2 separate regions of the Mus musculus genome follow, and region 2 is linked to region 1. Evidence: chromatin loops called from intact Hi-C (ENCODE). Cell type or tissue: heart. All regions are shown on one strand. Each heading gives the region's core, and the rest is flanking DNA. Links, peaks and the distances in the headings are about the cores only.

Region 1 (16,097 bases), core at 4,941-12,940:
GTATAATTATGATCTAGTTATTGTTTCCATTTGTAAATTAAGCATGACATAAGGAGATGTGATTGTGTGTCGAGTTGACAGGGGGTAGACTGGTGATGGCTAATTCTGGTTGTCACCTTGACTTCATCTGGAATCAACTAGAACACAAGCAGCTGGGCATGGATGAAGAAATTTTCTTGATTTGATCACTTGAGGTGAGAAGATCCACTGTAAATCTGGGCCACAACTTCTGGTGGCAGTCTACACAGGACACAGAAGAAGGAAGCTTTTGTTTTTGCCCGCTTGCCCTCACACTCCCTGGCAAGTTCATCTTCCTCACTGCGAATGCATTACTTTCATACCATTAGAATCAACTTGGTCAGGATTTCAGCATAGGCTGAGCTGAGACATCCAACCTCACGAACTGAACCACTAAGTTCTGAACCTTTCTGTCAGGAGACATCCTGACTAGTTTGACCACAGCCTGTAAGTCACTCTAATAATTCCTTTACTTAATATGTTCACATATATTTATATATTGTCTTTCCATCAGTTCTATTCATCTAGAGAACTCTGATAAATATGGATATCATGGCTGTGTGTTAGATTTTATTAAATGCTATGTCTGCATGATCATGCGGTGTATCTTGGATTCTTTTAAAATCAAATAAGATTTTAGTTGACCATTGATAAAATCACTTGTCATACTATACATTTTGATTTAATGGGCCAAGTTTTTGTCTGTGCTGGGCATTTAGTCTAGAGCATCAGTAAAGACAATGTCTACCACCAGTAGCTACACTCTAAGCTGTTTGCTAGTATTTTCAAGACAGGTTCTTACTGCATAGCTTGACTGTTCTAGACCTTGTGATCCTCCTGTCTCAGCCTGTCTTGAAAATAGTAGCAAGCAGCTTCGAGTGTAGCTGCTGGTGGCAGACACTGTCGTTATCGAGGCCATGGACCTCCCATGGACCTCAGCATCAGCATCACTGAGTAGACAGGAGTGTGCTGCCCACGTCTTACTGTTCTTCTCTATCGTGTAGTGGTTAAAAATGTTTCCTGAGCCATCACTGGCCACTGTCATCCCAGCTTCTTATCACATTCTCTGGAGGTCTGGAGGAGATATGTCATAATGATACACAGACATTTATGAGTGACCAAGTAGACTGCTGTTCAGTGTCTCCAGATGCCAAGAGCCAATTGGCTGTCAGAAGAATCTGTGTAAACTGTCAACCTAGTGTTTCAAAAGATCAGAGTCTAGTTAATGCTGCCTTCATCATCAATCCACAATACCTGCTATGATCATGACTGATTTGGGTTATTGTTTACTTTGTGAATGGTAGTATAATACAAATACAATTCAATAGAAAAGATGGCTTCTTTCCAAATTAACTGATCTTGGCATAAAATACTTCTGGGTTTTGGAAACAAAACAAAATCATCTCAGCTTGATATGTACTTCCTTTCATTCTTCCAACCCCAGTTCACGTGTCACCTCTTCTAGAATGGGCAGCACTGCTTGTCACCTTGCACTATATACATTGTCTTCTTTACCTTTCACTAGGGTTATCAGGTGGGTCTTTTACAGATGAGGACTCTGGGGCCAAAGAAGTCCGGAAATGGGTCATTATCACCTCTAGGTAAAATGACCAGTTTAGTTCAAGGACAGGTTCAGGCAACTTAAGCTGGCCTCTCCTGTTGACAAGCTAACCTTCTGCTTGCTGTGCACCCCGCCCCAGCACTTGCAGTTTTCTCAGCTATTTCTCACCTCACACAGACTCCTGGTTGAGTAGCTTGGGCAGGTCTGCCAGAACTGTGTGTTTCTAGAGTGCAGAGGCACGCAGGTGTTCTGTATGTTCAAACAGGTGACTTACTGAAAACAGCTATACTTCCAGAAACTTTGGCATAGGGAGGACTAAGTATTTATTTAGTGCAAACTCTTGTTTCCAGTCAGGGGAAGTGGACCTCAGAGAAGGGAGGTGTCATTTGCTCAGTCATGTAGCAATAAACAAAGTGGGACATATTTCCCTTCCGTGACTAGTTTATGTAACCCTCTGGCTTAGGTCAGAAGCTTCAAGTGTGATGTCATACTCCAGTTTGTAAATTGTAAAAAAACAAAACAAAACTGTAAAACAACAACAAACAAAAAGACTAAGGGATCTGAACTTCAGATATCAGAGGGGCCATGGGAAATCCCAACCACGGTGACTTGATGTTTATCAAAGGTGCTTATTAGTTCTTCTGAACACCGCCCCATCTGAAATAAGCCAAAGCCTCTCTCAGGCCCCAAGTCAGCCAACTTAAGCCCTGGTTCAGTGCTAGTACACTAAGAGCCCAACGTGAGCCACAGAATTCACCCAAGGAATGCAGCCCAGCTCATTTGCATAGACAAGTGTGGTGTTGTCTTACTTCACAGCTAAGGGCTGAGTCCATAGAAGAATAAAGAGAACCTCTCTCTCTCAACCCCTCCCCATGGCTGCTTCTTCCAGCTAGGCCTGACCTGCTGGTTGTGCTGTCTCGCCCCTCACACCCAGAGCTCAGCAGGCCTGCCCAGCCACAAGCCTCAGGCTTCCTTCCTCCCCAGTCAACATCCACCCCACTCATCCCATCTGTAGTCAGGGTTATCAAGAAAACCATGGGACCTCTTTTACCACAGTGCAGAAGACAAAAGCAAAGACAACCTTCAAACATCAAATTCTCTAAAACTCCGTTTGGGTCCATCCTAGCAAGCTGTGGGTGACAGCCTATCTCACTGCTGGCCAATTAAAAGCTGCTGCAGCACATCACACCCATAAGGAATCTAGCCCAGTCACTTCCTCGCTCAATTGCACTAAAAGGTTCTCCTTCGTCTCTTACACTACATTGAAAGGTTCTTAGATTGTCCTATGTTAAACCCACTGGGCTTAGTCTTTTGATTTTTCACTGGCATTAATTTCTGTATAGATATGTCCTCAAAATGATCGTCTCATAATATAAGCAAACAGACGTTTCTACAGTCTCTGTGTAACCTTGGCTATCCTAAAACTAGCTCTGTGGAGCCAGCTGCCCTCAAATTTACAGAGCCACCTGCCCTGTCTCCTGAGTGCTGGGATTACAGGTGTGTGCTACCACATGTTTGCTTTTAGTTATTTTTATTATTCTCATTCCTTTAGCCTAACCTGAGTCTGATATTTCCATTTTCTAATATTTACAAAGAATTTTAATTCTTGAAACCCTTCCCATTCATTCTAAATAATTTCTTTGAAACTATTTCCCTTTGAAATTATTACCCATTGTGGGTAGGAAGGTAAAAGGTCAGGGCCAATTAGGGGTAAATTCAAGGTCAGGCAACCAACCTTGGTTCTGAATCAAAAAAAAAAAAAAAAAAAAGGTAAAAAAAGATGGCTGGAATGTGGCTCATTGGTAGAGTGTTTGCTTGTCTGGCATACATAAGACCTTAGGTTCAATGACCCAGTACCTCAAAACAAGCTTCCAAGATTGCTATACGCACTTAAAAATATGTATTAAAGGCAGGCATATACACGTGCACACCCATGTGTGCATGCACACACACACACATTTGAGACAGAACCTCATATAGTTAAGGCAGCCCTTGACTAAGTATATAGCCAATGATGAAAACCTTTGATTCTTGTGCCCCACCTGAGTGCTGGCATTAGAAGGTATGTCACCACACCTCATCATGGTTGCCGGGGGGAATGAGCCAGAGCTTGTGCATGGTAGGCAAGACAATGACGTGAGCTATACCTCTATGGCTGGGATGTTCACTAAGATTGTATTTTTTCTCTTGTCCAATATTTTGTTCCAGCTGAACTATCTTCTAAGTGCCTGTGCTTTCTGTTTGCCACACATAAACAGTCCGTATTCACTTTCCTTTCTCTTTATTTTCTGAAGGTAAGAACATTAACTTTGGGCCTGGAAAGATGCCTCAGTTATTAAGGGACTGAATACTTTCCTGAGGACCTAGGTTCAAATTCCAGCATGAACATGGCAGCTAACAACTGCCTTTAAGTCCAGTCCCAGAGATTCAACACCTACTTCTAAGCTTCAAGAATCACAGACATATTTGTAGGCAAAACACCACACATATTTTTAAAAAGCTCTCAATAACAATTGAAACAGAATGCTAACTTCCCATGTTGCTGAGCTGCTTCTGCAGGCCAACCACTGCCCAGGCCGGGCTGACCAAGGCGGGGCTGTTCCTGCAATCAGCACCGGGGCTGAAAACCCAAGTATCCTGAACTAGGATGTGCTTCAGGTGACTGACCACTCACCCAGCACAAGTCCTACCTGGAAAACGTCGGTCGCAGTAATACACTGGATATATATGAAGTGTTAAATAACAGATTAGGAGTTAATAAATGTCACCGTGAATTTTCAAGGTCACCTATTTTCCCACACTTGTGGTGTTACATTTGTGAAACAGTAGTGGCCTATGAACATCACACACTCGGAGTTATAGTTAAGACTGATTATATTTTCCTAATTTTTTTTCTTTCTGTTTTGTGAGATGGGTCTCAACTATGTGGCTCTTGCTGGCCTCGAACTCAATATTCTTCTGCCTCAGTCTCCCCAAGCTGGGATTACAGGTGTGCAAACCTGGCTATTTCCCTGATTTGGGGGAATAGTTCACTAGCAATGAATCAAACAAACAGGATTTTTTTTGGAATTTTATTAAAATTAACACAATACTTTTTTTTTCTTTTTTATTAGGTATTTTCTTCATTTACATTTCAAATGTTATCCCCAAAGCCCCCTATACCCTCTCCCCTCCCTGCTCCTCAACCCAACCACTCCTGCTTTCTGGCCCTGGCATTCCCCTGTACTGGGGCATATGATCTTCACAAGACCAAGGGCCTCTCCTCCCATCCTCTGCTACATATGCAACTAGAGACACAGCTCTGGGGGGCACTGGTTAGTTCATATGAACACAATACTTTCATTTGTACTTGAGAGTACCAAGCCTAGAAAGACAGTTTTTACCTGTGTACTATCCATTCTGCCGTACCTGGTAGAATATGCCCAAGGAAGCAGGGCCATCAGACTTGCTCTGTGGACTCCTTTCAGCGGTTTTGGTCTCCACATTGGATTCATCCACTGAAACTGAGAAAGAGTTGTTCACGATGGATACCTGAGCAGACGGGGGTCTCATCTAGAAGGACTGAGCCTACTTGGGCAGAGAGGCAGGTTCACTTTGGGACAGTAGGACATTGTGACATCAGCAGTGACAGTCTGAGTTTTCTATGATGACCCACCCAGTCGGAGCTGTCACTTGCTCCAAGCCCAATCCTCTACCATGAGTGTGAAACAGCTAAAGTCAGCAGATCCGCAGGGACCCTGAGGTGACAGACTGGCTCTGGTGAATATTCCTATTTTCTATTTAGAAGGTGACCCACCAAAGTATTGCTTTTTATTATGAATTGGATGATGATGCCTACCTAATTCCCTGAGGTTTTCCCTTTGTCCTGATTAAGGATTCCTCTTCGAATGGTTCAGAATGTGGAGGGAAGAGTCTCAGGCAGTCCTTCCTTCAGCTTCACTGGTAACGTTTACTGGGGCAGGGGACAGCAAAGGCTTTATTTCTAAGCCTACTCTTATCATTTTGGTTTGAATTGGGGCCTGTGGCCACCACGGATTCCACGTAAGGCATGAGGACTAATCCTTAAAAAGGCTTCTCCCTTAAACATGTATCATTTGGAGGCTGAAAGTACAGAGGCACAGGTGTGCTGAGCACATGTGAGGCCCGGAGTTCAATTTCCAGTGTGTGCACACACTCATACACACACATACACAAATGCTATAATTCTGCATCAGAAACCTCTACACGGTATTTTATTCATGCTAAAATATGGTGCACCAGTAAAGCCAGTACACATTTGTGGATATGCAAGCCTGGGTACAGTAAGCCCATTTTATATAAACACAGGACTGAACTGCATCCACCGACGTCATGAGTGAGAAGCCGGTGACTGTGGCTCAGACTCACACCTCAGAACTGCAGTTGGGTATATAGAGCTACTCTGCAGGCTTCATTTTAGATAAATGAACTCCCAGAAAGGCTAGCAATCGGTCCTTTCAGATTTCTTCTCTCTCTGCTAAACACAGATTCTAGAATTATAGACTTGGTTTTACATGTTTCAATAAACAGAGTTGCACTGATTTTTATCAGTATTTACCTTAACATGAAAACTTGCAGCTTTTGCAGCAACATTTTCTAAATTGGTCTACCTTGGAATGTCACCTATCTACAAACACTATGCCATTATAATTATGGGTGTAAAAAGAATGTATGTATGCGTGTATGTAACATTGGACTTTAACCAGATGTTTTCATCTTTTTTTTAACTGAACCAAAATTACTGCTATAAAAAATGTAGTTTTTAAAATTATGTATTTGAGGGGCTAGAGAGAGCTCAGTAGGTAAGAGAGCTTGCTGCTTAAACATGGGCACCTGAGTTCAGACGCCAGCAGCCACTTACATGTTAGGCACGCTAGTCTGTAACCTCAGTACTGTGGGAGTGAGGCTGCCAGTAGCTTCCCTATCCAGGTTCAGTAGAAGACCCTATCCCAGAAGAGGGAGGCCTGGAGTGATAGAACACTGTGATCATCTCCTCACCGGCCTCCACATGTGTGCAAATAATATGTGCACACCTGCACACAGCATACACACACACAAACACACATTTCTGTATTTGAAACAACATGTTAATGAGTACCTTTCTGTTAATCAAATATTGTAACTTATGCTTTATCTTCAGGAACCTTCCATTTAAAAAAAAGTAACCAGGACAATTTTCACAAACATGCTTATCTCATACAATAACAACAGTTAATTTCATATAATAACAACAGTTAATGCTCTCCTATCATGTTTGGTTCTGTAACCTGGAAATGTAGGATGGGTGCAACTGCTGTTGCACTTATCATAAGACCATGTATATAATATGCATCAGCCAAGGAACATTGCTGTCCTACTACACAAATGAACAGTATGGACACTATTGCTATTATTGTAACTTTTTTGAGCTAGACTCTTACTGTGTGTTGTTGGCTGAGCTGGAACTTGCCATGTAGACCAGGCTGGCCTACACTTACATCAGCCTAGCAAGTGCTAAATTCAAAGCATGTGCCACCACACCGGGCCCAATTGTTACTGTGTTCTGTTAGAGAAACATTCCACTACTGAGCGGTATACCCACAGCTCTATGCAGTCTTAAGACCAAGAGAGAGCCATTAGATTATTTTCTTTTAATTTATACAACTGCTACTGTGGTGTGTGTGTGTGTGTGTGTGTGTGTGTGAGAGAGAGAGAGAGAGAGAGAGAGAGAGAGAGAGAGATCGGCTTCTTACCCAACACTGAAAACTCAAGGATAAGCTGGCTTAGTGGGTAAAACAATTGCTGCATATGCATCAGGATTTGAGTTCAAATTCCCAGAAAGCATGAAAAGCAGGCCACATAGTTCATGCGCCTGTAGTCCCAGTACTACAGGGAGACGGAAGGTAGACACTGAAGAATCCCCAGAAGTTCAAGGGTCAGCCAGTCTGGCATATCAGGTGGAAAAGCAACAGGGACCCGCTTTAAACAAAGTTGATGGCATGGGCTGACACCTGAGTTTGTCCTCTGACCTCTATACAAATGTTATGGCACCAATGGCCCCATATAAAAACAAAACAAACAAAATTATCTCAAAGATGGATATGATCTGGTCTTTCTCTGCCCTGGCCTTGGAGGCAAATGATTATCAGTTGATGTCCTAACTCTAATCTAGGGGCCATAAAATTGCAAAGGAGATGCCCCAATTGCAGAAATCCAGAGTAGGAAATAAACTGTAGTAACCGAGAGAACACATTATAAGCAGATTGTCTGGGTCTAGTTCCTAGATTTACTACTTGCTGTGTGACATTAGGCATGTTACTTACCCACTCTGTATGTCAGTGCTCCCTACAAAATAGGTGTAGCTGCAACCTGAAGTTTGCTTGAGTGTTAGAGGCTTAGTACAACACATGGCGGATCCTCACTCTTGTGACCTAGTGTGTCAGGGACAAAATAAGACCAAACCAGGAAGCTTGGTACCGAAACAGGAGCTGCATTGAGTGGGGGTCATGACAAAGGGAGTGGAAAGATGAGGGAGAGACCTGCCTATGACTCCAGACAGGCTCACGTTAGGAAAGTTCTCGGAGACTTTGAGGAAGAGCCTCCAGTCTGCATTGCAGACAGACACCTCTGGTGTAGAAGGAAAAGTACAGAGAAGATGGGGTGGGAGACATACTTGCCTGCAATCCCAGGCCGCACTGTTGGCTGTTAGCCTGGGCAACATAAAGAAACTCCATCTCAAAAGGGGATGGAGAAAGGAGGGTCCCAATGAGAGATGAACCCTATTAAAGGGCAGGGGAAGAATTCGGGTTTACTCAGATGATGAACTCGGCGAGCTTAGACTAAGGGAGATGGGCAGTTCTGATATTTAGCTTATGTGATGAAAAAGCAGGGGAATGCAGGTTTAGGGATAAGATTTTGGCTTTGTAGAGCTTTGGGGGGGTCTGTGGGATGAGCAGAATTTGTGCTTAGGGCATGCCGCTGCCGAGCTTTAGATAAGATTTTGGACTCACTGGGATATGGGCAGGGTCTAGGAAAAAGGAATATATGAAGAGATTCAGGGATGGTTCTGGAAAGCCCACCACTGAAAAGCCAGAGTTAGCTAGCAAAGAAGAATGGTAAGTGAAGGGGAGACTATAAATAAATCAAGTCATGAAAAATTATGGGAATTCTAGGAGGACGTGTTCAAATTCAGGAGAGAAAGAGGTCAAGTGGAACTAAGAATCACCCCTTGGAGTTGGCACTTAGGAAAAAAAGAGCTTTAAGAAAACCTACAAGCTATTGTTGCAATAGTCTAATGAAGTGTAGCAAGAGACTGAGTCCTCTTCGTTAATATTTTAAGTTGCTAGGCTGAGTTCCTAGAGAATAACCACAAGTGTGATCTAGTTTCACCCTTGCTACTTGGTATTTTCTTAGGGCCTGGCGAGAAGATGCCACATCAGCGCACACACACGCACACGCGCGCGCGCGTACACACACACACTCGCATTGATGGTGTAAAGAATGAATGGGTGACAACAGGTCTGCAGTGCCAAAGATCTGCCTCTGCAGGGCTCTGGGAGCCCCCACCACGTGGCTAGTTCTAAGCAGTAGCAGGAAGCTCCGAGGAGGAGTGACAACAGTTGTTTTAACAGAAACTTTAAGATTGTTAGCTTCTAGGGGTGATCTGGTGGTATTTGCCGGTGGTAAAGGGAGACCCACGTTTGGTGATGAAGATGCGGATGACATATATAAACCTGGGCAATCTTGGACAGCTTTTTCTATGTGCCGTACCTTTGTTTTATTTCCTCTCTCTGCAGGGAGTACTGTATTTCCTTCTCCTTGCAGCACACACTTGTCTTCTGGCCCACAGCTCAGCAGGCAGGCTAGGTCAAGCTTGGCCCGTCCACCAGGCATGACAGTGGCTCTAGGCGCAATAGTCTCCCGGATTCTTCCAAAAACTTACCTGGGAACTCTGACGTGGAGCTATTAGGAGCGCACGGAGGACAGGACGCGGCCGTGACGAGGGCGCCCTGAGTGGGGGCGCAGGCAGGGCCCCGGCGCTTCGTCCTCACTGTGCCCGCGGCCGCCCGCCGCGCGGGTCTCAGCGTGTGTCCGCAGCCCGGGCTGCCGGGTCGCCCGGCCGCTCGTGCCACGGATGCCGGCAGGCCAGGCCGCCCACCCCGGGGCCCGCGCCCTCCGCCTCCCGCGGCCCGGCCGCTCCGCGGGCCGCCGCACTGCGCATGAGCGGGAGCCCGGCGAGCCCGTGAGAGGCGCCGCCGCCGCCGCCGCCGTCCATTCGCTGCGGAGCCGGAGGAGGAGGGGAGAGGTCCGGAGGACACCAACATGGTGAGGAACCGCGGCGCCGTGCCGCCCGGCCCGGGCCCCCGGCCCCGCCGCGCTCCGCTACCGCTGCTCAGCCGGCGCCCAGCTCGGCCCGTCCCTCCCCGGCGCCGCCGCTACGCGAGGGCCCGGCAGCGGAGCGCGGCGGGGCCTAGTCGCCGGAGCGGGGCCGGGCGCGGAGGCGTTGGGGGACGGCCCGCGCCCCATTGTGCGGCCAGGCGGCGCCTGGGCAGCGGGCCTGGCGCTGCCTGGTCCCGGCCGGGCCCCTCGGTGCTGGCGGCCCTGGCGAGCCGGCGTCGGCCTTGCTGGTCCGCGCTGGCGCCAGGCGCCAGGCGCCCGGGAGTTGGGGCGGCTCGGCTGAGGCTCGGTCCCTGCGAGGGGACTGGGAGGCTCCGGGCTGCGGACGGAAGTGCAGCCGGGGGACCCGAGACCTGCTGCCTTCCGAGCGCCTGCTCTATGTGCTTGGGGTGGGAGGAGTAATTGCTTTATTATAGCAGTTAGGGACCATTTGTGATTCTTAAGAAACAGTTTGTCAAGTTGCTCCTCTCCTGGTTTTTGTTTGGGTGAGAAAAAGTCACGGAAGCTGGAAGACGCTGTGGTGAGCTGAGTCCTTTGTCATTAAGTACCTGGCGCTGCTGGTCACTGCTTTTCAGTTTGGAAGTATACAGTCACACCTTGTTGAAGTTCCCGGCTGGCTGCTGGGAGAAGAGTAAAAGTGATGAGGTCCTTCGCTCCGGAGAGCTGAAAGGCTTCTTTGGGGAGGGTGTATGCCCAGTCTTGAGTCGTGGGGGGTTGATTTTCGCTCAGTGACACTTATATGGCCCCAGCCTTGGTGTCATGTGTTGATTATGTGTTTAGGTCCCAACAGAGTCAAGATTTCTCTTCTGTGCTTACGTTCGTAAAACTTTATATTTGTAAGGAAGTTCCGGTTAGTGTTTGGATTGAGAGTACAGTAAAAGTTCAGAGACCCAAGAGAGAGTTTGCAGGTTCTCCTTTAATTATTTGAACAGGCCTTGGATATTACTCCTGAACCCCCAAGAGTTTCCACTCTCTTACTGGGGTGCTTTCAGCAGGCTAAAATAATAGAGTGCGCGTCTCTGATGGACATTCATCACGAGTATGTATGCAGTTTCCCACAGTCCACATCAGACACCTGCCCTCGAACCCAGTGCCTGCCAGTGCTCATTAGGAATATAGGATTCATGCCGTTTCAGTGAGAGCTAGGGTTAGGACTTGTAGCCTTCTGTTCCTTTGGTTAATATTAAATCAGCTCATTTTGGAGCTTAGCCATACGTCATGCAATCGTACTGGTTGTGGTTCCTGGTTGTTAAGATGTCCTTAACTTAAGGCACTTTCTATGCCTTTACTCATTTTCTGTCACATGTACAGTCTAGGTATGATCTTGTTAGTTTAGAAAGTCAATATGGGTCCATAAGAATCTTATAGTAAAAATATTTCATTATAAATTTATAGTTGTTTTCCTAGACGTTATAAAATGGTTTGGTAAGACTGTTAGGAGTTTTGTTTTTGGTATGTGTACCACAACTAATTTCTACAACACAAATTATTGTCCGTTTTAGGAAAGACATAATAATAGATTATCTCACTTATTTTTATAAGGGGGAGGGAAAAAAACCCCACAAGCTACCTACCTCTCATACTCACACAGAGACCAAAAATAGCCCAGGGCTGGGATCAAACCTAGGCAGGGTTTCATGCTTGATAGGCAAGTGTATTTTAAGAAGTATTCAAAACATCTGAGTTTTTCCCCCTTATTTATTAGATGTCAGGACAGGGTTTGTTAACTTCTAAAGTTCTACCATGTTTAATAATTTTATGATTCCAATGATTTTTTTAAATGTGTAAGATATATGCAGATGCTGTAATTTATTAGATTTTTATAAATTACATAAGCCTTTAGACCTACAGTGTCTTAGATCACTTGATATGTTTCCTCCCCCTTTACAGAAGTAGACATTGAGGCTCCAGAAGGTTTGGAGGTTCAGGTTTATAAGATGGTTCAAAAATATAACTATTTTCTCCCAGTCTATCCTTTCTTGGTATTTGTGGTACATATAAATAAGTCTTTAAAAATCTCGTGAACTTTAGAAGAATGGTTGAAAATTGAATTAAAGATTAAATTATAATAAAAAGGAAAATAACTAGTATAGTAACTACGTTAAGTAGCAGAATTAAAAATAATGGGTTGCTAATTACTGCCTTAATGAATTTAAAATGTGTAGACTTTGAAATGTATACTTATATTTTCTGCAAATAGCAGGCCCTAAAATGCAATGTGTAAATCTGTCCTGGGTTGTCTTTTAGGATTTGTTGCGTATCCTCCGTATATCCACAAGTAAAGTTAAAAGAAGGTCTGATTGCTTTTACTATTCATTAGGTATCTGCCATGTATCTCACACTGTGAGATATATCTGTATGGATCAGACAGAAACCTGGAAAAGTCAGACAGAAATCTAGGAAAGTCAAAAAATAAACATTGTATATATTTCTTTCCCTACAGTTGGGTGTTACATGTTATGGGGGCGAGACAGTATCAAGGGAAGGGGATGATCACGGGAGTACTAGGGCCAGGTGGTGGAAGTGTGGATACAAAATAACAAAATCGTGTTTGCAGGACTGATAGATAACACCTGAGCAAATCGGGAGTCGAAGAAGACGGAAAGAGCTTTTGTGAGGCTGGTAGCCAGAGAGCAGTGTGTGGCATGAGTTGAAGAGGTCACTAGAGTAAAGACGGGAAGTAATAGGTTGTGCTTTGCCTGGTGAACATTGGAAAGATACCAGAGTTTTTCAGAGACAGGAAGCACTGCGTGGTAAACTCTGAGCGGTATGGCAGCTTTTCTTTGTCTCAGGTATCCTGTTACAATATGATAGTCATTTTAAGGCAGTCTTTTACTTACAAGACTCTCATTAAAGTTTGGGTATTTTTAATGTGGGCTATGTATACAGAGTTTTGAATTCTGTTTCACAATATAATGGTAACACACCATTTCCCTCTAGCTGTTCTAGGGGTAATTAAAAAACCATTTTCTTAAATTGTTGGATGTTTTGGTGATTTGGTACATCAGTGACTGTGTGCAGAAAACTTGGCTTTTAAGGAGAGAAGAAATTGAGATTGTGAGAACATAGTGCCTGCTAGTCTGACAGCTGATAACGATGTATCCTACTCCCACTGTGGAGTAGGCAGCATCACCACCTCCTGTCAGCAGAGCTGCAAATGTCTTGGTGGTTCTTAGCGATGTGAGCAAGGAGAAGAGCTGGGATAGGAAAGAAAAGAGACTACACACAGGGTCCTTAACTCCATACTTGATTCCTCCTCTAGTTCTCACCCCCCCCCCCCCCCGTTTTACAAAAAGCAAGCAATATTTCACTACTGATATGGAATCTCTGGCTAGTCTGACTCTAGTTTCTTACATTGAATACAACCTAGTTGCTTCTATTTTAAATCAAATGTCCTGATATAAATATTAAATATGTAATTGAAAACTAAAGCTTTTGGTATATGGTGAAAAACATTGTAAATAAACTGAGTGTGGGTTGTTTTTTCTTTTTAAGTTGCAAAAGAGCAGGACTCACTTGAGTCTAGTGTCTTTTTATTTGGGTCTTTTAGGTTGGGGCATATATAAAGACAAATCAAGGGAAGCCCTTTTCACACACAGCTTTTGAGGTGCTAAGGCTCGTGCATGGTAAACAAGTATTCTACCATTGCCTACAGCCCCGGCCCCAGGCCCGGCCCCAGCCCCAGCCCCAGCCCCAGCCCCAGCCCCAGCCCCAGGAAAGTCTCTTTTTAAAGGACAAGATGTTCAGTGCTGGGCATGATGATGCATACTTGTAATGGCAGCATGCAGGGAGGTGAAACAGGAGGATCACTAGTGGGAGTTCAAGGCCAGCCTGGCAACATAATGAGTTCGGAGACAGCCAGGGCTATATAGTAAGACCCTACCCTCAAAGCAAGCAAACAAACGAACAACAACAAATCAAAACATAAATAAATAGCACTCACTATGTAGTGTTGGGGCCACGGTGGTGTCGGCCATGACAGTTGATGAAGAGAAACAGTACCAAGTGGGATTCAGTTGGTGTGTGGACAGAAACAAGTCCCTGGGTGGCTAAGTGATTGCTTTGACACACTACTTAAGGTTCATACTCCTCAGCCAAGAGAAAGCACCCCAAAGCCATTTTCAATATATTTGTAAAATGTTTTAAAATTGTGGGTCTGCATTGTAAAAATTTAAGAGATTTACTTTTGAACAGTAATTTTCTAAAAAAAAAAAAAAAAAAAAATATTGAGTTACACTTTTGAATCCCTCACCATTGAGCACAGTGATCAGTTGAAGTATATACTACTTACCTCCTTTTTAGGTTGCTGCATTTTAATTTTTATTTACCACTTATGGGCCTGAGTGTTGGTAGAGTGCTTTATAAAGCCTTGGGTTTCATTCCCATGACCCTATAAGCTGACCATGATGGTACATGCCTGTAATCCCAGCATACTAGAGGCCTAGACAAGAGGGTCAGAAGTTAAGGGCATCCCTAGCTTTGTGTGGGACACATGAGCAGTCCCCACCTTACATTTAGAGTGTTTACTGCATTATAAGTATTGTTTAAGATTTGAGTAGATAAGGAATCCTAAAATTAGATTCCACTTTTTAAGGATCTTTATGAAACAAATACTGTATTAACTGTTGAATGCTAGCCATTGTAGTTATCTATAAAAATTTAAAAATACTCAGTTCTTTGGGCTTTTTTCTATCTTTTCCCCCTCTTTTTTCATAGAAAAATATTTATAGAAAGAGAAAAAATTTTCTAATATTTTTGTTTATTTTTGAGATGAGATTGCCAAGGCTAGTTTCCAACTCTTGGGTTCAAATGATCTTTCTATAGCAGCTTCCCAAGTGGCCGGAGCAAAATACATCATTACACCCAGCCTGGAGAGGAAAGTTAGCTATTGTGGCTGGTTGCTAGATGGCCAAGCAGTTAAGTTAGGGAAGCTCAATTGAAAAGTTATCAGCAAAAGTAAAATTGATGGAACTTGTTTCTGTCCTTTTACCATATGTAACTGGAAGTTAGTAAAAATAATCTTTGAATAGTCAAACATGTTTTGTTAGGAAATCAAGATGTTATTTCATTTTCAACAACAGTCATCTTTTGAGTAATCTAACAATTTTAAGGAGTAATGGGGAGAAAATTAAATGTTAAAACCCTGTGAGGGTCAGGTGTGATTGAGCAAGCGGCTGACTTTGATAGTGGGGGTGATAAGAAAGGGTTGTGTGGACTCAAGACTACTCAAGTCTGCAAGGTAAGGTCTCGGCCAGCCTGCCCTACAGTGTGAGCACGATCCTGTCTCAAAAAAATCTCGAGGAACACTCTCTGCAACCATTTTGAATCCTACAGATGAACTTTCTGACTATATCATTGTACATAACGCTCTGCTCAGTAGCAGGACACTGCATACCTCTTAGATGACTTAAAGTAGTATTCCTGGTGCAGGAAAGTAAAAAATGAGTGGTAACCTACACAGGCCTAGTAGTAAGTAAGTATTCTATACTGCAGATTATACTGTAAAAGAATATTCTGTGTCCAGGCTCATTTAGCTTAGTGTTGGAAAGTGTACCCAGTTCCTTAAGTTTTCTTACTATAACCTGTCCGTCTGTATTTTGTGTCATTGGAATAGGAAACACTGACTTCTAGTGGCTGTAAGCCTTTCTGCCTCTTTATTCAAAGCTATAGAGTACCATCTGTTTAAAAATAGACTGTCATGGAGCCATAAATACACTTTTCATCTTGTTTTATTATTTGTCTTAAAAATAACCCTACCCATTTACCAGCAGAGTCCTAAATTGATGCCGTAAGTTCCTGTATTAGCCTGGGGACTGGTCTAGGAGTCTGTAGTTAGAGTGGTGATATTTACACGTGAGAAGGGAATGTCAGTGTGGATGGAGAGAGAGTGCTGCCCTCCACTCCCTGCACTTTGTGTTGAATCAGCGTTTGCACTGCTGTAACCTGTGTTCACATGAGGATGTGTGTGGAATGAGTAGAAGAACTGTATTCTTTGAAGCTAGGCACCACACTGTCAGTACCAGTTCTGCTCCTTTTGGTGAGTGTAGATGCTACTCTGAGACAGTGATTTCCTGTTCTTTAAGATGGGCCCAGTGAGACCAGTTTTCATAGTCCTTATATGTAA
Region 2 (16,097 bases), core at 3,336-11,335, 180 kb after region 1:
CTGGCCTTTACAGTCTTCCCATACCCTCTTCTGCAATGGTCACTGATCCTTAGGTGCAGTAATTTAGAGAACTGAGTTTTGACAAAGAGGCCAAGATATATACTGGAGAACAAAGAACATCTTCAACAAACGGTTCTGGTCAAACTAAATAGCAGAATGTAGGATGAGATTAGATTCACATCTCTCATCCTGCACAAAACTCAACCACAAATGGATCTCAAAGTAAGACCTTGATATCTCAAATCTGATAGAGGAGAATGTGAGAAATATGCTTAAACTTATAGGCACAAGAAAGGACATTCGAACAGAACCCCAATAGCACAGGCACTGAGACCAATAATGGTCAAATGAGACTTCATGAAACTACAAAGCTATTGAACAGCAAAGGATATCAATCACAGAGGGTTGGTATTAAGAATATATACAGTTTTTAAAAAACTAAACATCAAGGAATAATCCAATTTAAAAATGGAAAATGAAACTAAACAGAATTTTCTCAAGATTACATACAAATAGCACATGCATTTAATCTCAGTACTTAGGAGGCAGACTGAGGCAGGTGGTTCTCTCGAGTTCCAGGCTAGCTTAGTCTATATAACAAGTTCTAGTCAGAGCCACTTGGGGTGGGGGGAAGCACAAGAGAGAGAGCGTGCATACACAAATCCTAGGAAAGTGGAACATGTATTCACCGATGGTGGGAACACAAACTTGTACACCACTATGGAAATCACTATGGAATACAACGTTCCTCACAATGCTGGAAATAGATTTGCACAAGATCCAGCTATACCATTCTCAGGCTTATAACTAAAAGACTCTATATTCTACCTCAGAGATACTTGCTTATCCATGTTCACTAATGCTCTATCCACAAGAGTCAGGAAATGGAAACAGCTTAGATGTCCATCAAGCTGATAAGTAAATAAAGAAAATGTGGCATATTATACAATAGAGCATTATTCAGCTGTTAGACAACAAAATTATGAAAATTTCAGGTAACTATATGGAACTGAAAACAATCATCCTGTGTGAGGTAACCAAAACCCAGAAGCACTGCACTTTCTCTCACGTGTTGATGCTTTTCAGCTTTAGGTGTGTGCATTTCATTTGGAGGACACAGACAGCTTAGGTAACTAGTAAAGGGGCATGGGAGAGGAGAGGAGTCTTTCATGGAAAAAAAACTAGAGTGTTACAAAGGAGGAACCAGTACAGAAAAGATTAAATGGTTTGACGATGGGAGGACAGGGTAGAGGAGGGAATTTGAAAAGTCCCATAGAGGTCTACTATTGTGGAAGCTTCCAGTTTAAATGGAGTTACTCTATCGCGAGAGGACAATATTCCAACTAGATATCCACTACTAAATGAAGCTCCCTGGACCAGGAATGGGTTACCTCTTTTTGAGTTGTTTGCCAAAAGGATCAATAACCCCCAACCCAAAGTACAGGCTATTATTGCCAATGCTATTGATTACTCTCCAGAACTTGACAGTAAACCCCTATTGCTGAAAGCATCACACACTTGAGTTACAGAACCAATAGATACCCAGTTGGCACTGAACTGGTAGCTTCACTTCTACTGCCTAGAGTCCATAGTGCTGCACACTACAAGAAAGTAATCATCGGCCTCACCCAGCTCTGAACACTAGAACTACAGTCACAACCTGCCGGGCAAGATATGCTCACTGATGCACTAGCAGCTCAAGTGCTAAGGGAGGAACAGACTGAATTAGCTTTAAGGTCAGCTCCATGAGATATGTGACACCACCATTAATGACGCCAAGAACCTGTGGCTAGATAGATCACTGGCTCTAGGGAAAAACCTACTACTAACTTGCTAAATGGACATGTCAATAAACGACTTTTAGTGACTTATTGCTATACCCATAGACTACCCACTGCACTACCTGACCCTCATCAGAGAAACTGCTTCTTGCAATATATGGCAATTAGCACAGAGACCCATCACTGGTCAACATGTGGCAAATAAGAGCTGCCAGAGTGCTCAACCCTGATTGGACATCTATATAACCACCCCCCAACCCCAAGACTCAGGATCTATGTCAAAGAATTGAAAAGATTAAGATGCAGACATGGTGAATGACTTCAAATCAACTTTTCCAGACACACTGGGGCAGATACAGATACAAATTCATAACAGTTGTGACAACATATACAAGGCCTGTACAAGATCAAGCTAGAGAAAACAAACTCTCAGCATGAAGGAAGTGAAGTAGGCATGATATTACACCCTTTGCTGAAGAGCTGTTGGCATTTAATTGCTGCCAGGGGAGGAAAATAAGTTTGCTTTCAATGGTGACACCTGGTATACTGCCCTCACTCTGGGGAAAGCTGTATATCCAGGCTCTGAAGCAAGGTCCCTGAGTGCTCTGGGAACACCTAGACACACCTATCATGTCACCTTAACCAAAAGAAAAACTTGATATTTAAGAATATATTCCCAAAATCCCAACACTCAGGAAAATGAGCAGGAAGATCACAAGTTAAGACTAACTTGAGATACATTAAAAAAAAAAAAAATCCTTTCAATAGATAGATATAGACATAGATAGACAGACAGAGAGATACGAATATAAAGAAAGATATTCCGATTTAATGTGTAATGTGCTCCAAAGAATGCAGAGCTTCTTTTTTTGTTTGTTTGTTTTTTTGTTTTTCTAAGACAGTGTTTCTGTGTAGCCCTGGCTGTCCTGGAATGCACTTTGTAGACCAGGCTTCGTAGACCAGGCTGGCCTTGAACTCAGAAATCCACCTGCCTCTGCCTCCCAAGTGCTGGGATTAAAGGCGTACACCACCACTGCCCAGCTAAAGCTTACTTTTAATGTTATATAGCAGTACTAGTAAAAATAAAACATGGGCCACAGATGTAAGCCACATACATTATTTTTAAATTTCTAATAGCCACATTTTAAAAATAAACAATTAAATTTCTTTACTATATTTATTTATTGTTGGGGAGTGGGCACGTGTCACCATACAATGTAAAAGTCAGAGAATAACTTTCAGGAGATAATTTCTCCTTCTACCAAGTGAATGGCAGAGGTCGGACTGAGCACATTTACTGTGTATTTATTACAGTAATTGGTAACAAGTACCTGGTCCTGCTAAGCTATCTTTCTATTACAGAAATAAATATAACTGAGATATGTCACATTTTTCTTCTGTTTTAAAATTTAAATTCTGTTTTATATTTAAGAAAATTTCAATGTGAGCCAGCCACATTTCAAGTATATTAGACAGAACTGTGATGCAGGATAAACGTTTTAAAATGATTATTATATTAAAGAACATTTGGCAATCAGGTACAATCCGGTGCAAATTGAGATAGAGAGGGAAGCGTCACTGTGTCTGCAGGTTCAAGGCTCTGCTAAGTGACCTGACGGAGGAGGCTAGAGAACGATGAGAGCAGCTTGGTGACCACAGTGAATGGAGCTGGAGAGGGGCTTCACTCCTGTGCTGCTGGCACAAACAAGGCAGGGAACACAGACCCAGCAAGTGTACTCACACAGTTGATAACACCCAGCAAGCTGCGGCTAAGAACTGCCAGTTTCCTCAGTGAATCGGGAGGCTCAAGGGACATCATGAACAGTGTAAGAAGCGCTCTGCAGCGTACCCCAGCTCACGATCTTCCTCATCCAACTCCCAGATGCTGGGATTACAGGCCTGTCCCACCAGTTAAACAAACACCCGCAGCCTGCTAGTTTGTGGTTGCTTGCAGTTACAATCATTTTCTACACTCTTCTGGACTGGTCAGACTTAAATCTTATCACTATATTGCTAAACACAGAAATAATATTCATTATTTCCTAATCTATTCATTATCCAGAAAACATTCTCAAGACTAACTGTAGCCCAATATAGGGGCTGACTGAGAACAGTCATGAGTAAAAGCCTCATCACGTTCACATAAAACAGGATTTAGCAAATACCTACAAACAAGTTAGTTCTATGAAAACATGGTACTATGTTGTTCTGTAATGAAACCTTATAGGTCATCTAAATATATTTGTTTATAAGAATGTTTGCTTAAAGGTAGACATCAGCACTATACAAATAAATATGCTATATGAGTATTCTTCTCTTACCACAAATTTTAGCAGCTGCATGTGGTCAACAGCTACCGCTAGCATGTGTAAAGCTGTGGGTTTGACTGACAGCTCTGGCAAAGTAATAAATGATAACAATAATAACAATAACAACAACAACACACTAGGCATCTAACGGTCCTATGCTGTTATAATTGAGATGCTGTTAATGACGGACTATAATGACTAAGTACAACATGTTACTGAAAAGGGCTACACTATGAATATGAACTACACCAGAAATACATAATAACTTTTAGCATAAAATAATTTGAACATTATGTGTGAAAGAAAAACAAAAAAGAAAAAAGAAAAGGATATTCCACAAGTTTTCACTATTTTCATAAAGGGAAAATGTCAGTTTTTATCATGATTTCTCATCATTAGGCAATTAAAAATATTTAATAGAGATAAGAAATCAATCAATTTTTTTAAAACTGCAAATAAAATAAAACAGAAGATATAATTGTCTCTATCATAAAAACACAGCAAGTTAAGTTAGATGTCTCAGGAAGCAAATGAGAACCTGAGTTTGATTCCTGAGACCCACAAGGTAGCAAAGAACTGACTGGCACAGGGTGTCCTGACTTACTTACACACATACCCAAACACACTAAGCAGTAATCAAAAATTAAAAACAAAAAGTATCTTTTTTTTTGTTAAATTATTGGTTGAAAGCCAGGATTCATATGAAATGTTCCAAAACATTTCCAAAACAACCTGTCCCTATGATTTATTGATTTACCCAAATTTTCCCTTTTATGAATTTTACAATTAACATAATGCTGGTGACTAAACCCAGTGAGCAAAATAATAATAAAATTTGCATTATTTGTATATAAAATTTGTATAATTTGAATAATCCAAGATAGAATTTTTTAACTGAATTCTTGGAGTAGCAACTAGAAAGGCTGTTTATTACTGAGCTAGTACAACATACTTCGTTCCTTTGTACACACTGTCCTTAATTTGTATTTAAGTGATTACACAAACTTAGTCAGCAATTCAAAGTCCTGCTTTGGCACAAGGGTTTTTGTTTTTGTTTTTTTAAAGATTTATTTATTTTTATTTAGATGAGTACACTGTAGCTGTCTTCAGACACACCAGAAGAGTGCATCAGACCCCATTACAGATGGTCTGTGAGCTACCATGTGATTGCTGGGAATTGAACTCAGGACCTCTGGAAGAGTCAGTGCTCTTAACTCACTGAGCCATCTCTCCAGCCCTGGCACAAGTTCTTAAAGACTTGATTATCTTAAAAGTAAAACCAGTGACAGACAACTAAATATCAGAGATAGTATTTTTTTTTTTTAAAATGGAAAGCAACTTGTTCAACTTGTTAGTCAGGGCCATGAGACAGCTGACTTAAAAATGACCACACAGCTTCTGGTTTATCCCTTTCAGCCGTAAACATAAAGCCATTTCTCACAACATTACCAGATTTCTATCTGGAAGATAGGAATGATCACATAGAAAGATTTTATTCAAGCTAACAAAAAAGTACCTCACACTGAGAGACTGTCTTAACATACTGGGAAAGGCTTGAAAAAACAGCCTTAAAAACTATTTTCTCACCCAAAACATCAGATAAAAAGGTGTTAAATCTTTTGTTTACTTGACGCCTGAGAAGTCAAAAGCAGATCAGATTTGTAATAATTAACTTCCTTACTGTACTGGCTTGCCACAAGAAAGCAAGTGTGGATTAAATGACATCATTAGCTTGGATTCCCAATAAAGCTGGAATACTTCAATTTGCAACAGTTAGCTAAAAATAAAGACCTACCATTTGTATGAGGGAGTGGCAGGCGGTTCTAGTTTTATTTATAAGATTTCTTTATTTAAGAATGATGCTTACTGTAAAATAAACAGGAGACTGACTGAAATACATACTTTTTAGTTTTCACCTGAAAAACTGTTCTACCACAAGAAAAAAGAATGAAGATTTTGGTCTCAAAACAGGACATTTCTGTTTCTCTAAGATTTATCACTGCCTTGAAACCTCGTAGAAAAAAAATACTGCAATTGGTACAATTTCAAAATTAAACAGCATATAGATTAGCATTCCTAGAACTGAAGTGATGTCTGCCTTAACTGTCATTGTCGCCTTGGCGTTGTTATTTTCTGGGCTGCAAGTGCCAAGGGACATGAGAGATTTTCGTCTGTGAATGATTTCTGAGAAAGGTGACGCTTTTTAGACACTTAAGTCACTCTAGGGTTTTCTTTTTCTTTTTCCAGGTAATACAGTAATGTTCAAAAGTTAAACCACTGGCTCCTAACCCGTGCGTTCTAACCGCCTTGAGGGGTGGGTGACACACAAGAGATGCACAGAGAAGTTGCACCGGTCTGCGGTGAAGACCTTTCCGGCGCGCCTTCCTCCTAGGCCCAGGGCGAGCTTCCGCCGGGAGGCCGAGGAGGACCCAGACCTCCTCCGGAGCCCGCACGAGCCTAGTTCGGAGTCCGGGGGAGCCGCCTGACCCGCGCCCCGCGCCGCTACCTCCGCCACCTCGGGGCCCGCGCGGCTCGCGACCCTCAGCGGCCGCAAGCTGCAGTGCATCCCCGCGCTGTGCGGAGCCCGGGCCGAGAGAGAGCCGCGCGCCCCCGCCGCGGCCTAGCCCTCGCCGCCCCGCCGCGCCACCCAGCCCTCACTTACCAGCTGCTGCCGGACCCAGCGCCACATGCCCCCGCCGTCGCCGACGCCGTCGTGGCCCGCCGGACGCGGGACCGAGCGGCAGCAGGTGGAAGAGGACTCCGAGTGTGACCGGAGCAGGCGAGCCCCTCGGGCTTAAGTTCTGCTCTCTGCTGTCCCCGCTTTTCTACCCGAGTCGGGTCCCCATCCCGCCACCCCGGCCCGGAGGTCCTACAGGCGCGGCCTGGCTGCCAACCGCGCCCGGCGCAGCACTACTCCCCGCTGAGCCGCCGCCACCTTCATCTCTGACCGTTGTCACCCGAAGCACCGCCGCCCCCACGGCGCCGCCCCGCCCTCGCCCGCCATGGGCCCGCCCCCACGGCGCCGCCCCGCCCTCGCCCTCCATGGTCCCGCCCCCAAGCCCTGTGCCCCTCCCTCACCTGCTCTGGACCCGCCCGCTTCTTTACCTCTCGGAGGCCCACCCTTCCGTGTTTCCGCGCGGGTTTGCCCGCCCCTTTCCGGGGCGGTTTGTCGCGAAAACGTGAGCGCTGTCAGGCTCGCCGGCTCTGTGGGCCTTTTTCGAGTTTTTGTATCTTGGCCGGCTAGGCTGTAGCAACTCCTCGAAGAGGAGTTGGCTCTGCCCTGTCACAGATCTTCCCCCTCCCCCACCAACCCCCCCCCCCATCCACCCCAACATTCGGATCCACACCAGCAAATGTATGTGACCAAAAGGTCTGTGCCCAGACCATTAAATTATCAAAGACTTACATTTGGAGAGGGAGATGATTATGATCAAACTAAATTGTACAAAATTCTTATAGACTTGGTAAAAAAAATTTTTTTAATTGTCAAAGGCATTTAATTGCTTCACACATAACTCAGCGAGTAACCAAAGTGGACTAATATTGGGGAAAGTTTGAGATTTCTCTGTGAGAGTCCAGCCTGCACCTCAATTTCTGGAGCTATTGCTGAGTTCCTATCCTGATGAATTAAGCTGGAAAGGCTAAGGGGAGAGACTTTCCTCGGAAAGCTAATTGCTAAGCATGCAATGAAAACTACCTCCAAAGTAGCGTGACCTCTCTAACAAGGGTGTGGATAACTTTTAAGAAGGCCCATACAAGCAACTGGAACAAGTTTATACTGTCTAAAAGCAGCCACCTGTTCGTCTTCGTCGTACTCTCTTTTTCCTGAATTAAAACACGTCACCATCAGACATTTGTAATTTGAAAAGTAACATTCTGCAAAAACCTAAATCTAAGCTACGGTGATTAGACAAATCTGTCTTTTGGTTTCAGTAGTCATGTCTTAGTTAATCCAGCATTGCAATTAGAGTCTTTCAGTTATCTATGGCCTATAAAATCTGCAATGGAGCCCTTTAATCCCTTTTTAATCCCTGCACTCGGGAGACACAGGCAGGCAGATTTCTGAGTTCGAGACCGGCCTGGTCTACAAAGTGAGTTCCAGGACAGCCAGGGCTATACAGTGAAACCCTGTCTCGGGGGGGGGGGGGGGGGACCTGCAATAATTTTTTTTTAATATTATAAATTACCCAAATTTAGGACAGATATTTAAAAAGAAAAAGGAACCTTCGTTTTGCTCTTATGCCCGACCCTTACTCTGTGACACCAGCATAAAGTTACTGGAATGCTTTTAGAGAAAACAAAATGTTACTTCCGTTCTAAGGCAGTGTCCCAGAACCCACTGCGTCAAGCTCTACCCGATACTCTAATTGGGTCTCTGAAGTACGTATTATCCCGATTGTGCAGATGGAGAAGCTCAAGTTAAATAATTCGGCAAAACTGTGATTTGGATTATGGATAATCGGACAGTAGAACCTGTGTTCTTAAGCTATATTCCTAAACAAACTTACTTCTCACATCTCGTTTCTCAGTGACTTGGTTACAAAGTAGGCCTGGAAATGTTTTATTTATATGCCACCAAAATTTGTCAAGAAAACCTGTAAAACAGCAACCTAGAGGATGCATTACATATCATTGAACTGGCTTCCAAATTTCTAAAGGTGGAAGTGGACAGGGGGTGGGGAATTAGGAAGGAGTTGATTCGAGGTGTTATGAGGCAATGTGGCAAAAAGCAGCTCAAATATGTGAAGACCATATGAAAGTCCAAACTGTCAGGAACAAAAATAGCAACAGGGCAGTGTTTTGCTCCAAACATTTTCTACCAGAACCATAGCATGGCCGAGCATTTTTATACTATAGTTGTAATTCTTTAGTGGTGGTAAAATCTTCTCCATGTATAATAATCAGGGTTTTTTTTTTAATTAAATTTATTTCTTGGAGGTAGGAGTATGTGCCATGTGGGTGTATAGAGGTCAGAGGGATCAATTCTCTGAAATCTTGATTTCAGTTGTATGTGTATGCTATTGGGAACAAACAAAAGAAACTTGCCCTAAGTACTGACATTTTGTTTTTAACCTCCATTTAACCATAGGGGGAAACTAAGTTCAAGGTCCCAGGCCCTAGGGGAGCTGGGGACTTCCCAATAGCTGAATGCCTTCTGTTGTAAAGAGACACTTGTCTGGGTCCAGCCATCTCAAGGACAACTTTCCCAACTTGCTGGCAGGGTTAAACTAAGTTCACGTTCCCAGGCCCAGGAACCAATTCCTGTCCTGATTGATGGGAAAATGTAACAATTACTTGTCACAGAAGTTGTGGTTTTCGAGCTTAAATGATCTGAGATATTCTGGCTCTTTGTTGCAGTTGGATTTAAGTGGACCCCATGAAAACACCTTCACATAATATAAAAGGAATTACACCCTGTTGCTTGTGATTGGGAAGGCTTAGGGAGAGAGAAGAGAAAACTCATGATTTAAGAAGGCAGGTACCAGGTATAAAAAAAAAAAAAAAGTTTGGAGGTAGTAGCAGTTCATTTATTCCACAACTATTTCTTCAGCATCAAATGATTGTGTGAAGACTGCCTAAAATTAGGAAAGGGCACAAAACCCACTTTAGAGTGGCCTCCTCTGTCCTGGCTGCAGCTTATAATCTAGTTGGAAAGAGCAGTCACAGAGGGGAGGTGAGCCAGCCAAGTAACCGTTAAATCCTAAAGTATTCTACTGATGATCATTGGTAATTTCAGAAACTTGACGTGAACAACAGTAGTTGGGGAAAGCGCCAGGAGAAAGGCTATCAAAGTCATTTCTCTTTATCTCTGATTCTAGGCAAATCCTTTAGCACTGGACCACATCTGAATTCAAACTGAGTTTGAAATGAGAGGTTAAAGAAGGGGTAGACTTTGCAACCGGATGAGCTAGCTGCAGGGGCAAATGTTTGGGTGAAGAAAGCTTTGGATGTGTAAGATGGTGTAACTAATTCAGGGAAAGAAGAAGTGGGGCTGCATGGGTAAAGTGAAACCCGGGAGGCCGAGTTTCTGACTAATTACAAGTGTTTGCTTATTTTTTTCTTTAAATGGACATTGCACATGGGGGGACCCATGACTCCAGCTGCATATGTAGCAGAGTCGGTCATCAGTGGGAGGAGAGGCCCTTGGTCCTGTGAAGGTTCTATGCCTCAGTGTAGGGGAATGCCAGGGCCAGGAATGGGAGTGGGTGGGTTGGGGAGCAGGGGAAAGGAGGAGGGGAGAGGGGAGGGGGCTTTCAGAGGGGAAACCAGGAAAGGGGATAACATTTGAAATGTAAATAAAGAAAATATCTGATAAAAAAAGATTAATAAAAATAAAATATTCAAAGAAAAAAAGACGTTGCTAACATTCCTTCCCAGGAGAAAATATAAGCAGTATCTAGCCCTTCTCCTCAGAACCTTGTTAGCAAGGCATCATTGCCTCTAACTTTACTTCGGCCAACTAATGAACTTATTGAGAACAAATGAGGTGTTACTTACAGGGGTGTGGGTGCTGCTCCCCCAAGACACACCTAGAAAGCCCTTCACTAGCTGGGATGAGAGCTTCCCAGAGCCATAGAGAGAGAGCGCCCCCTTTAGTCTGCCCCTGCAGTACTCCAGTCTCTCCCAGAGTCCAAATGCAATTGAGGCAGAGTTGTATCCAACAAACAGAAAGGAGCGGGCAAACAGTCAGGATAAGATCTTTCCATCCCCCTCGACCCTTCATTTGAGGTGTAAACAGTCGACATGCCCAGCTGAGATGATTTTTTGCAAGAAGGCAAATTTGAGCATCCCAAGACAGCAGTTGTTTGGCGAAGACAAAACTCGGAGATGTCCTGGAGTTTTCTAGATAAGAAAACAGTAGGAGTTTTCTCTAGGATGTTCATCCGTGAGTATTTTGTGCAGTAGGCTGAGAGAGAAGGGAGGCCGAATAGAAAACTACATTCTGGTAGAATAAAGTGTTGAGTAGAAAGGGCCAGAAATAAAGCACATCAGGGGACCCTGGAAACGTGAAAGTTGAGCCACTCCCGGTGAGGTGGCAGACACTCCCAAGCCAGGGATTATCAGCATCATTTAACAGCTGCTACATTAATGATAAATATGCCTCTTTTGTATTCATGTTAGCATAATTATGTGCCAGTTATTCTTCTCAGGGGAAAAAATACCAAATATCTTCTAACTTGGTATAACAGGAAATCTTAGGTGTTACAGACTAAGGCATTTTTCTTGTACAGAATATCTTGGGCCATGATTAAGAAAGCACAGTCTATGTGCTTGCCCAGGTTGAAAGTCGCAGCTCATTCATTTTGGTACTTGTGGTTTCTAAAGAGTATTCAGTAAGTGTTCAGTGAACTAGAGAGACCAGTGAATGAGTAACTGAGGAAAGAAATGAAACGTCTAGGTTTATAATATCAAAGCAATGCAGAGTAATGCATAGCGAATGACATAGATTCTAAGCTATGAGAGACCATTGGTCTCCATCCTTTAGATCAGTGGTTCTCAATTATCCTCAGGCTACATCCCTTCAATACTCACGTTATGGTGACCCTCATGTTGTGGTGACCCCAACCATAAAATTATTTAATTTCTACATCATAACTGTAGTTTTGCTACTGTTATGAGTCATACTGTAAATATCTGTGTTTTCCAATGGGTATAGGCAACAAACTGACATGCTAGGAAAACCTTTTTAAATCTCAGTTTTGAAAATGTCAACTTCCAGTTTTCCTCAGAATCACAAATCTGGGTTTGGTAAGAGGATTCTGAGGATAAAGGTGCCAAATGTGATGACCTGACTTCCGATCCTGAGAACCCACATAATGGAAAAAGAGAACCAACTGCTGCAAACTGTCCTCTGACTTCCACACATGCACTGCGGCATGCATGCACACAAAATAAATAAATTTTAAATCACAAATAGGATAGATTACCAAAGAGTAATCCTAGAACAAAAAAAAAAAAAAAATCCTTCTGAATAATTACTATTCCAAGAGTTCTCAACTAAACTTTACACAGGGGAACAAAGAAACGAGGCAAGCTTTTCTAGACCTGCATAGAGTTAGACATAGGACCTTGTGGAAACCTATTTACATACAGGACAGAGGTGTAGTACTTCATAGGTTCCTTCCTTGTTTATGTAGCAGTTTCCCCTGAGATTGAAACATTGCATCTTGTAAGGAAACTTCTTAAGACAGAAGGTAAACAACTCAAAATAGCTTCAGGAAGTCCCTAAAACTAACCAGACTCACTAGGCCCCTCCCTACAGGAGTAAGCAAGAAAGACTTCTGAAAGTCACTGGAGAGAAGCTGAGCTGCAAAGGAAACAGACACTAGACAAACTACCTGGAAGGAGCAGAGACTAGCCCAGATGCCAGAAAGAGGTTTAGTCCAATGGAGTCCCTTGGAAAGGACATTCTCCAGCCTGCTGAGCTGCCTGCAGGCTGTGCAGTGTGCTTCAGGTTCTCAACTTTGTAAGCTGTCACCAGTGCTGGGGTTGGCTTTGGAGATATAGCTGTCGTTCAGTCATTTCTTCTTCCTTAAATAGCCATAGTAAAATCAATTGTTTCACCAGGTTGGACTTTGGTGGGTCCATACTTTGGTCTGTAGTGGTCTCCCTATTAGGGTGTGAAGATGTGTGTGTTGTACCTTCCCAGGAAAAGTCTGGTCACACAACACCCTGAAAAATCCCCAGATAGACATCTGCAGTGAGCTATGTGATATAAACTCAGTTTCAACTTTTTGAACTATTTGTACAAGCACCTAACTGAAATCTAAAACCACTGTGAGAATTGGAATTCATAAAAACTATCACTAGAAAGGCAAGAAAATAGGAAAAACATACATTTATTTGCACTTCATTTCCTCCTGACTTTAAGTTGCCCTTTCATAACTTGAAACTACTTTCGGATGCATTGTATGATTTATTGAAACAAACAAAAACAAAAAGCAGAATGAAAACAGCCCTAATGACCTTCATTTATGCGTACTTGCTTAAAGAGGGAACTCTGATGACTTTCTAACAACAGTATCAGTGGACTTAAATCAATAAGTATTTGTATCACTGAGATTTGTATCACTGTTAATGTTAAGGCTGCCTCCAACATTTAACCAACTTTCAGCACTACACAGTTGAGCAAACTAAACAGCCTTCCAAAATCATTGCTTTTGCAACATCTTGTTTTATAGCCACCAAGGGGCACTCTCATTGCCTGAAACATTTTTGTTTTCTTTTTCTTTTTCTCTTTCTCTTTCTCTTTCTTTTCTTTTCTTTTCTTTTTTTTTTTTTTTTTTTTTTCTGATTAAGTTGACTGCACTAGGCAGGAGTTTCCTAGTAACTGCTATGTAGATTTTTCTGGGCTAAAATTGTTTTCTAGGGGAAAAAATATTGACTATGTCCACATATATTTTTAGTTTTTTTAGCTTTTACAAAACATTACTTACCTGCAGTCAGTCTGTCTGCTAGCACAAAGGAATTGCCAGGGCAGCTCTAGTTGCCTAGGTTACTCAGCTGGAAGAAGGGATGCTGATGGAAGAGTTCCTAAACATGGTGTGGTTTTTTTCAAGATCTAGATTTTACCTTTAGGTTATAGGAACTCTATCAAAGGGCACTCTTTGCTACTCTTGTGGCTCTTCCTTTTACTGTCACAGACCTGCCGTGCATGGTCGTAAATCCAGGGACTATAAGAGAAGTAGCAGAGGACTCCATAACTGTGTCTGTTGAGGGAGGATGTGAAAATACTACTTTCTCATCTGTGTCCTCATCTCAGGTACCCGAAGAAGTTCAGTGATGACACGTGACTATAGCACTCCTCCAGCAGCCCGTTGGTTTCACCATCCTGTGGGTATTTTGAATTTTGTAAGTCGATGCACTTCCTGTCATTGTTGTTTTGGTGACCTGTAATGACCCCCACCTGGATCGCATGCTGGGCATTTGTAAGGTTTGCAAGGTCAGTTTATTATTTTGTCTCCTCGTGGTTAACCTTTGACTGATTACTTCTGTATGTTCTGCTGCACTGTTCACGCTTTCTAAGTAACCTTCAATCTTTCTGAATAGACAGGATAAAGGAGAATATACAACCCTCATTTATGACTACATGTCATAAAGATTGGTCTTGAGATTAGAGAGAGCCCTCCATGACCAAGTCTAAAGATCATATGATCCCCTTACATCTGCCATAATTCCATAAGCTTGTCCTTCTTCACAGTGACTCTAAATGTTAATGTATAGCAATGGTGTTGAGAAGACAGCTGACAAAAAGAAAAGAAAATACTGAGTGGACTGTGGGGAGGAAAGAAAGGCCATGAGGGGAGAAAAATGTGTGGAAGAAGGAAAGGCCAGCTGAAGATTGCATCCCCATGATTGCGAGAAGAACGACTTTAATATCATGAATTATGAAACATTAATTCAGAGAAACTTCTGTCTGGGAAATGGGAAGAACAACTGCTTGTTCAAGGGCTTAGACTGAATATCTGGCTTTGGCAACATTTTATCAGTGAGAGGTGAGTGTGTGTGTGTGTCTATGACTGTATATGTCTGTGTATGTGTGTGTGTGTGCATGTGTCTGTGTCTATGTATGTCTATATATGTGTGTGTTTGTGTGTGTCTGTAACTGTGCATGTCTGTGTGTGTATGCATCTATGTGTGTCTGTGTATGTCTATATATGTGTGTATATGTGTGTATGTCTGTGTATATGTCTGCATGTATTTATCTGTGTGTGTTTGTATACATGTTTATCTGTGTGTGTGTGTTTGTGTGTGTTTGTGTCTATATATGTGTGTATATGTGTGTATGTCTGTGTATATGTCTGCATGTATTTATCTGTGTGTGTTTGTATACATGTTTATCTGTGTGTGTTTGTGTATGTGAATGTCTGTGTATATATGCATCTGTGTGTATGCCTGTGTATGTCTGTGTATGTGTGTGTCTCTGTGTGTGTGTGTGTGTGTGTGTGTGTGTGTGTGTGTGTGTGTGGGCCTGGATCCTCTGTGGCTCTAGAAGGCAAGCAGCTAGCAGGTTGATTCCTTTCTGCTCAGGGAGGATGAGAAGAAGGTGGGACCTGAGGACTGTGCTGGGATGGTTTGAGATGAAGGGATACTTGGATAGATGTTACAGCAATAACAGTGTAGACAGGAGGAGAGGCCATTACTGCTCAAAGATCTCTATAAGGAAAGCTGATACATGGCAGTGGACAAGGATCCAGAGCAGGAGGGACTCTGGGGTATACAGACACACACTTGTCTGAAATCAGCTTGACAGTCTGTGCAGCTGCCTGCCAGCCTGGGTGGCTGAGTCCTGACATGGCTCTCAGTTCAGGAAAGCTCTTCCTTAAACCAAATGAGATCACCTTTAGAGCTGTCTCCCTGCAGAGCAGGGAGAGTGAGCTGGCGACATGGCTCTCCACTCTTGACTCCAGCATCTTCCGCTGCTTCTTGTGCTACATATAACCTCTGCAGATCTGGCCTCTTATCCCCTACCGTCTTAGTCAGCTAAGTCTGGCTTCAGTTACCCCTTCAGAGAAGGTCAGGATTCTTTACAACGCTGGATTAACACATTCATAAGCTCCGAGGACTTAAAAGATTCTGTACTTAAAAACTGCCCCTGCCCAACACAGCAAAAGAGACTATAAAACTACTGTTTATTTCTTGAACAAACATACAAGATGCATATTTATTCAGAGCAGCTTCTTTCTTGAGTCTCCTCTGATTCAAATGCTCTCCCTAGCTTTCTAGTGTAAGATGTCTTAAGTTTTTCTTTCTTAGTCTCCTTTTCTGAGCCTTTTTTCATGCAAGTAAGTACTTAGAGTCGCTGTGAACCGCCTCCCATTAGGCATCTCCATGGTTCTTTGAGCATATCCTGGACTTTGCACACTGGTGATCATGTGCCTGTATACTGTGGCGTCAGTGTTGTCTTCCTCTGAGAAATGACTCTATGGAGCAGGGATTGTGGGGCTTTCGTCAGTGACTCAAATACCCAGCTGCTTAGGGAGCACTTGGTGAACAGCAAACACCT

Evidence for each region. Hi-C counts contacts between places; a loop is a spot of excess contacts. Peaks named below come from ENCODE experiments on the same cell type or tissue, not always from the same donor. Only the 100,000 strongest peaks of a DNase experiment are listed, where the experiment ranks them.
Region 2: a loop joins it to region 1, with 6 times the contacts of the local background. A loop is called at or near these places in 10 of 42 quality-filtered maps.

The regions. Positions count from the first base shown.
Region 1 is chr3:35,926,589-35,942,685 of GRCm38, reverse strand. It overlaps Dcun1d1 (DCN1, defective in cullin neddylation 1, domain containing 1 (S. cerevisiae)), which reads left to right and starts at 9,720. Exons shown (of 7, transcript NM_001205361.1): 1 at 9,720-9,901. The coding sequence starts at 9,899. Gm15952 (a long non-coding RNA gene) reads right to left here and starts at 9,608. Exons shown (of 4, transcript XR_880768.3): 1 at 9,519-9,608; 2 at 4,963-5,082. In heart, for the core only: no CTCF peak of the experiment used is centred there; DNase peaks (open chromatin) are centred at 9,845, 10,295 and 10,585; H3K4me3 peaks cover 3,322 bases; H3K27ac peaks cover 2,725 bases.
Region 2 is chr3:35,745,066-35,761,162 of GRCm38, reverse strand. Atp11b (ATPase, class VI, type 11B) reads right to left here and starts at 7,100. Exons shown (of 30, transcript NM_029570.4): 1 at 6,753-7,100. The coding sequence starts at 6,779. In heart, for the core only: CTCF peaks have their summits at 6,635 and 10,674; DNase peaks (open chromatin) are centred at 6,522 and 7,092; H3K4me3 peaks cover 2,217 bases; H3K27ac peaks cover 1,571 bases.